2 separate regions of the Homo sapiens genome follow, and region 1 is linked to region 2. Evidence: chromatin loops called from intact Hi-C (ENCODE). Cell type or tissue: dorsolateral prefrontal cortex. All regions are shown on one strand. Region 1 overlaps SLC5A1 (solute carrier family 5 member 1). Region 2 holds the start of LINC02558 (long intergenic non-protein coding RNA 2558).

Region 1 (2,500 bases), 110 kb before region 2:
CTATTTATGCACCAGCTTCTTGGGTGGCCACTTGAGTCCTCTTCTGAAACCTCTGTGTGTGAGTCACTGCCTTTCTCCCTCCTTACAGGGGCTCCCAGTCCCTGACACATCAAATCCAAGGCCTCTGCCTGGCTTTCCAAACCCCAGTATACTGTGTTCAAAACACACAGTATGCTGTGACCTCATCTGAACTATCAAGCTATATGGTCCCCACAAACCCCCACGATCCTTCAGTGGCCACCCTCCTCCAGCCAAGAGCATCTGCGTGCCCACCCTGCCTCCACTCCCCTGTGCTCACTTATTTCTGCACCTGCCACTGCTCTGATTCTCCCACCTTAGCTAAGTCATCTCCACAACCCACAGGGCCCAGCTCTGCATGCACTCCTGTGAGAAGCTGCCCTGACTATCCCAGCCAACACCACAGCTTTCTGAAACCACTTGTATAACTTGGAGGGTCTATGAGTTGGTACTAAGCAAATACCTCACTCCCAAACTCTTACCTGAGTGTATCTCTCCTCAAGAAGAGAAACCACCTCTCCTACTTCCCTTTATCCTTCACTAGTGCCTGATCCCGAGCTGGGTTTGAGGTGCTGGTTTATTTGAATGGACTCACCTGTAATTGTGTAAAGGGCAGTGATTGCCAATAAGAGAAAGATGGCTAAATACAGATTCAGGCCTAAGGCCAGATTGATGAATATGGCCCCCGAGAAGATGTCTGCCTGGAAGGAGAGGAGAGGCGGAGTTAGGAGGGAGAGTGGTCAGCTGCCTACAGGGCCTGTAGTCTCTCTACTCCTGATTTTCCAAGCAAGCTTTATTCAAGATGATAATACGTATTCCATGAGAAAAAGAATTCCATGGTCAAAAAGGTCTATAAAATGCTAAACAGAATTAAGGCAGTTTCTTTGCCACACAACTTTTCTGAGCCTTTAATATATGCCATGTACAGTCATCCCCAGGGAGGGAACACGGTACATGACATCTCACAAACTCACTCAACTATTGAACTCTTTTTGCCAAGGAACAGCTATTAACACTTAGAGGTTCCTTGCAAGTCACCTGTAGACTGTTGCTCTGAGCTATTGTCCATCTTTTGCACCTCAGTGTACACAGGTTTATCAGAGCTCGTCCCCAAAAGCAAGTCTGAGTGCTGGAGAGTCCATAAGTGAGAAACCCCACCCCCACCCAGGAGCGGGGAGAAACTTAGCAAGTTTGTAATTTTAACTCCCCAACCCGGATGCAGTCCATCTTGACTCAGACACAACCAGAACATCACCAAGCACCTCTTACATAGCAGGCTTGGTACTTGCTGGTTTTATTTAGATTATTTCATGTAATTTCTGGGAGAATTGCTCCCTCCTCACTCCTGAATTCTTGATGCAGTTCTTCCATCTTCACCCTTTCTCCTCCTTCCTGTCTCTTTCAGCCTTCTCCTAATGAACCTTCTACCTGGCTGGATGGTGCAGTTGCTCATATAAACCAGCAGAGAGCACCAGGGTCACCCCAAATGCATGTTCATGTCATCTCCAAAACAATACCAGGGAGGGTAGTATTAAGGGATGATCATGGTGAGTCTTTTTTATTTATTTATTTTTTGACAGAGTCTCACTCTGTCGCCCGGGCTAGAGTGCAGTGGTGCGATCTCAACTCACTGCAACCTCTGCCTCCTGGGTTCAAGCGATTCTCCTGCCTCAGCCTCCTGAGTAGCTGGGATTACATGTGTGCACCACCACACCCAGCTAATTTTTGTATTTTTAGTAGAGACAGGATTTCACCATGTTGGTCAGGCTGGTCTCGAACTCCTGACCTCGTGATCTGCCTGCCTTGGACTCCCAAAGTGCTGGGATTACAGGCGTGAGCCACTGCGCCCAGCTGAGTCTTTTGTTTTCAAATCTCCAGGTGTGGACGAAACTGGACTTCCCTAGATGGAATGAATGCACGAACTGTTTTCACTGCACAAACCCTAACATTTCACGGCACGCAAACAGCACCCAGACGGAGCCTTGGGGATGGGCCAGCAGGGTTGGACTCTTACTTCTCACATCTCCTCTTATATCTTGCATCTCCTCTCTAGTTCCGTTTCCCAGTCCCCATCCCATTGCTGCTCCTGAGGGCCCTCCAGTGTTTAAGTTTCCCACCATACCTGCCTGTCCCTCCTATGAGAATCTCCTATTCCCTCCCTCCATCAGTTAGCAAAGAGCACATCTAATACCAACTCCATGCTTCTGAGCTAACACGTGAGCCCTGGAGGGTGATTCGACCTCCTTCCCGAAGGTGGGCCTTTTGAGGACCTGATGCCATAGTTCCCCTCTGCCCAGATCTCCCCTGAAGATTCTCTCACCCAGGGGACCCAATGTCACCATCTTCCCTGGTGAAGGAGGGGAGGCAGAGCCAGGAGGTGGGAGGAGAGATGGTGAGTTAGAAAGAAACTCCTCTCTCCCTGGAGTTAGCAGTCAGAAGAACCAGCATTTTAGCCCCAGTGCCGCCACTCTAGGCCTGCAAA
Region 2 (2,500 bases):
TACTAAAAACACAAAAATTAGCCAGGCGTGGTGGTGAGTGCCTGTAATCCCAGCTACTCAGGAGGCTGAGGCAAGAGAATCATTTGGACTCGGAAGGGAGAGGTTGCAGTGAGCAGAGATCGCACCACTGCACTTCAACCTGGGCAACAGAGCAAGACTCAAAAAAAAAAAAGAGGCCGGGCGCGGTGGCTCACGCCTGTAATCCCAGCACTTTGGAAGGCTGAGGTGAGCGGATCACGAGTTCAGGAGATCGAGACCATGCTGGCTAAGACGGTGAAACCGCGTTTCTACTAAAAATACAAAAAATTAGCCGGGCGTGGTGGCGGGCGCCTGTAGTCCCAGCTACTCGGGAGGCTGAGGCAGGAGAACGGCGTGAACCCGGGAGGCCGAGCTTGCAGTGAGCTGCACTCCAGCCTGGGCGACAGAGCGAGACTCCGTCTAAAAAAAAAAAAAACAAAACAACAGCAACAACAACAACAAGAACAAAAAACAGAAAAAGCAAGGCCTGGGCTCCACATATTTCCTCCCCTCACCATCCTCCATGGACTCTGTTCGCCCTCACAGTGTGCAGGGCTCGGGGACCCAGGTGACAAGGGCCGACCTGCCAGCCGACCACCTGGCAGGAACCGCAATGGTTGGGCGGATACAGTGGCTCTGCCTGTGATCCCGGAGCTTTGGGAGGCCGAGGCGGGAGGATGGCTTGAGCCCAGGATGTCGAAGCTGAGTGAGCCGAGATGACGTCACTGCACTCCAGCCTGGGTGACATAGTGAGGTGACCCCTCTCATAAAAAGAAAAAGAAAAGGAAAGAAAGTGAGAGAAATAGAGAGAGAAGGAAGGAAAAGAAAGAAAGAAAAGACAAGAAAAAAGAGGGAGAAAGGCAAGGGAAAGACAGGAAACGCAGGGACTGACTGAGGGACTGATGGAGGAGGCGTGTGAGCCGGGCTGGGGACGCGACTGACTGATCGGCTGACAGGATGACCAGCTGCACTGGGGTTGCTGAGGGGTGGCAGCGACAGCCAGCCTCTCAGCCTCGGTTTCCGCCTGCCTCCTGCCTCAAGCCAACTCACTGCGTGGCCTACCCCGACACTAACCGGCGCCTGAACCAAAACCCACGGAGCCTGGCGGCCGCGGCTCCCTCAGAGAGTCGCCCTAGACCCTGCGCGGCTCCACAGCGCCACCTCGAGGCTGCGCCTGGAAGGGAGGGGCTGGGGAAGTGGGCGGAGTCAAGGGCGGGGCTACAGGTGGAGCGTCGGCAGGAGCTCCAGCATCCCCTTTCCCGGGACGCCGCTCCTCTTCCCCGCCTCCTTGGCTCTCCCCCGGAGCCTCTTCCTCCTCCCCCGTTCGAGTGGGCAGGTCCCCGCGGGAGCCTGAGTCGCACTGCAGACCTATCCTGTGACCTGAAAGAAACTCCCAGTTCCCCATTAGACCCCCTGGCAGCCTGGGCATCCCGGCGGTTCCAGGGACCCGCTGGGGCGGATGACGGCCGAACCTTTGGGCGCCAGGCTGGCAGTAGACGTGATAGAGGTGAAAACCCCACCACCCTCTTAATCCCCAGAAATGCTACAGGATTCTGGGGGGCCTGAGCGAGCAGCTGAGGACAAGGGCCGATGATATTTGCTTTATTTGTTACTGGGCTTGCTCCCTCCCCCGCATCCCGCTGCTCTTCACACTTGCAAGCTCACCTGACTGCCAGGTGGCCGGTCTGGAGCATGGCGAGCACCTTCGAGCCCCATAGATGGCAGCACAGGCCTAAGAAAAGTCGTACCAGAATGGTGTCTCCCTTCCAAACTCAGGCCGGGAGAGATAGAGCCACTTAGGGGAGAAAACTAATGTCCAGAGTGGCAGAAACATCCTCACATCCCGAAGGGTCTTGAACCCTAACTTCTTGCCCCAGGACAAGAAGACAAGGCAGAGTAAAGAGAGGCTCACAGGGAGAGGCAAGTGACAGTTCAGAACACAGGTGCACCATGCCACGCGACTGTGGGCGTCTCCTCACCTCTCTGAGGCCGTTTCCTGAACTGTAAAATCAGGGACAAGAAGGATACCTGCGTCACGGGATGTTCTGAGATTAACTGAGATGCTGCATGCAAATCACTTAACCACAGGGCATGTGGTAAGTGCTCTAATATATGTAAAGCAACGTTCCACTGCTTTTTGTTTGTTTGTTTTTGAGACACAGTCTCGCTCTGTCACCTAGGCTGGAGTACAGTGGCATGATCATAGCTTACTGCAGCCTCAAACTCCTGGGCACAAGTGATTCTCCCACCTTAGCCTCCTGAGTGGCTGGGACTATAGGTATAGCTATCGAGCCCAGCTAATTTATCTTTTTTTATGTTTTGGAGAGATGGTGTCTTTCTACATTGCCCAGGCTGGTCTGGACCTCCTGGCCTCAAGCAATCCTCCCGCCCTGGCCTGCCAACGTGCTAGGATTACAGGACTGAGCCACCATGCCCTGCTGAGTGTGATGTCTTTTTTACTGTGTCAACTTGGCTAGACTAA

What was found. Hi-C counts contacts between places; a loop is a spot of excess contacts. Peaks named below come from ENCODE experiments on the same cell type or tissue, not always from the same donor. Only the 100,000 strongest peaks of a DNase experiment are listed, where the experiment ranks them.
Region 1: it touches region 2 in a loop (2.4-fold over the local background); 77 of 110 quality-filtered maps call a loop at or near these places.

The regions. Positions count from the first base shown.
Region 1 is chr22:32,080,085-32,082,584 of GRCh38, reverse strand. SLC5A1 (solute carrier family 5 member 1) reads right to left here. Exons shown (of 15, transcript NM_000343.4): 6 at 614-719. Among named protein-coding and RNA genes, the nearest start is that of SLC5A1, 38 kb to the right of the region's middle. In dorsolateral prefrontal cortex, a CTCF peak has its summit at 1,482 (motif pointing right); no DNase peak of the experiment used is centred here.
Region 2 is chr22:31,969,505-31,972,004 of GRCh38, reverse strand. LINC02558 (long intergenic non-protein coding RNA 2558) reads right to left here and starts at 1,182. Exons shown (of 5, transcript NR_149128.1): 1 at 1,093-1,182. RefSeq lists enhancers at 1,823-1,932, 2,003-2,052. In dorsolateral prefrontal cortex, CTCF peaks have their summits at 998 and 1,197 (motif pointing left); DNase peaks (open chromatin) are centred at 722, 1,184 and 1,714; H3K4me3 peaks cover 1,246 bases; H3K27ac peaks cover 955 bases.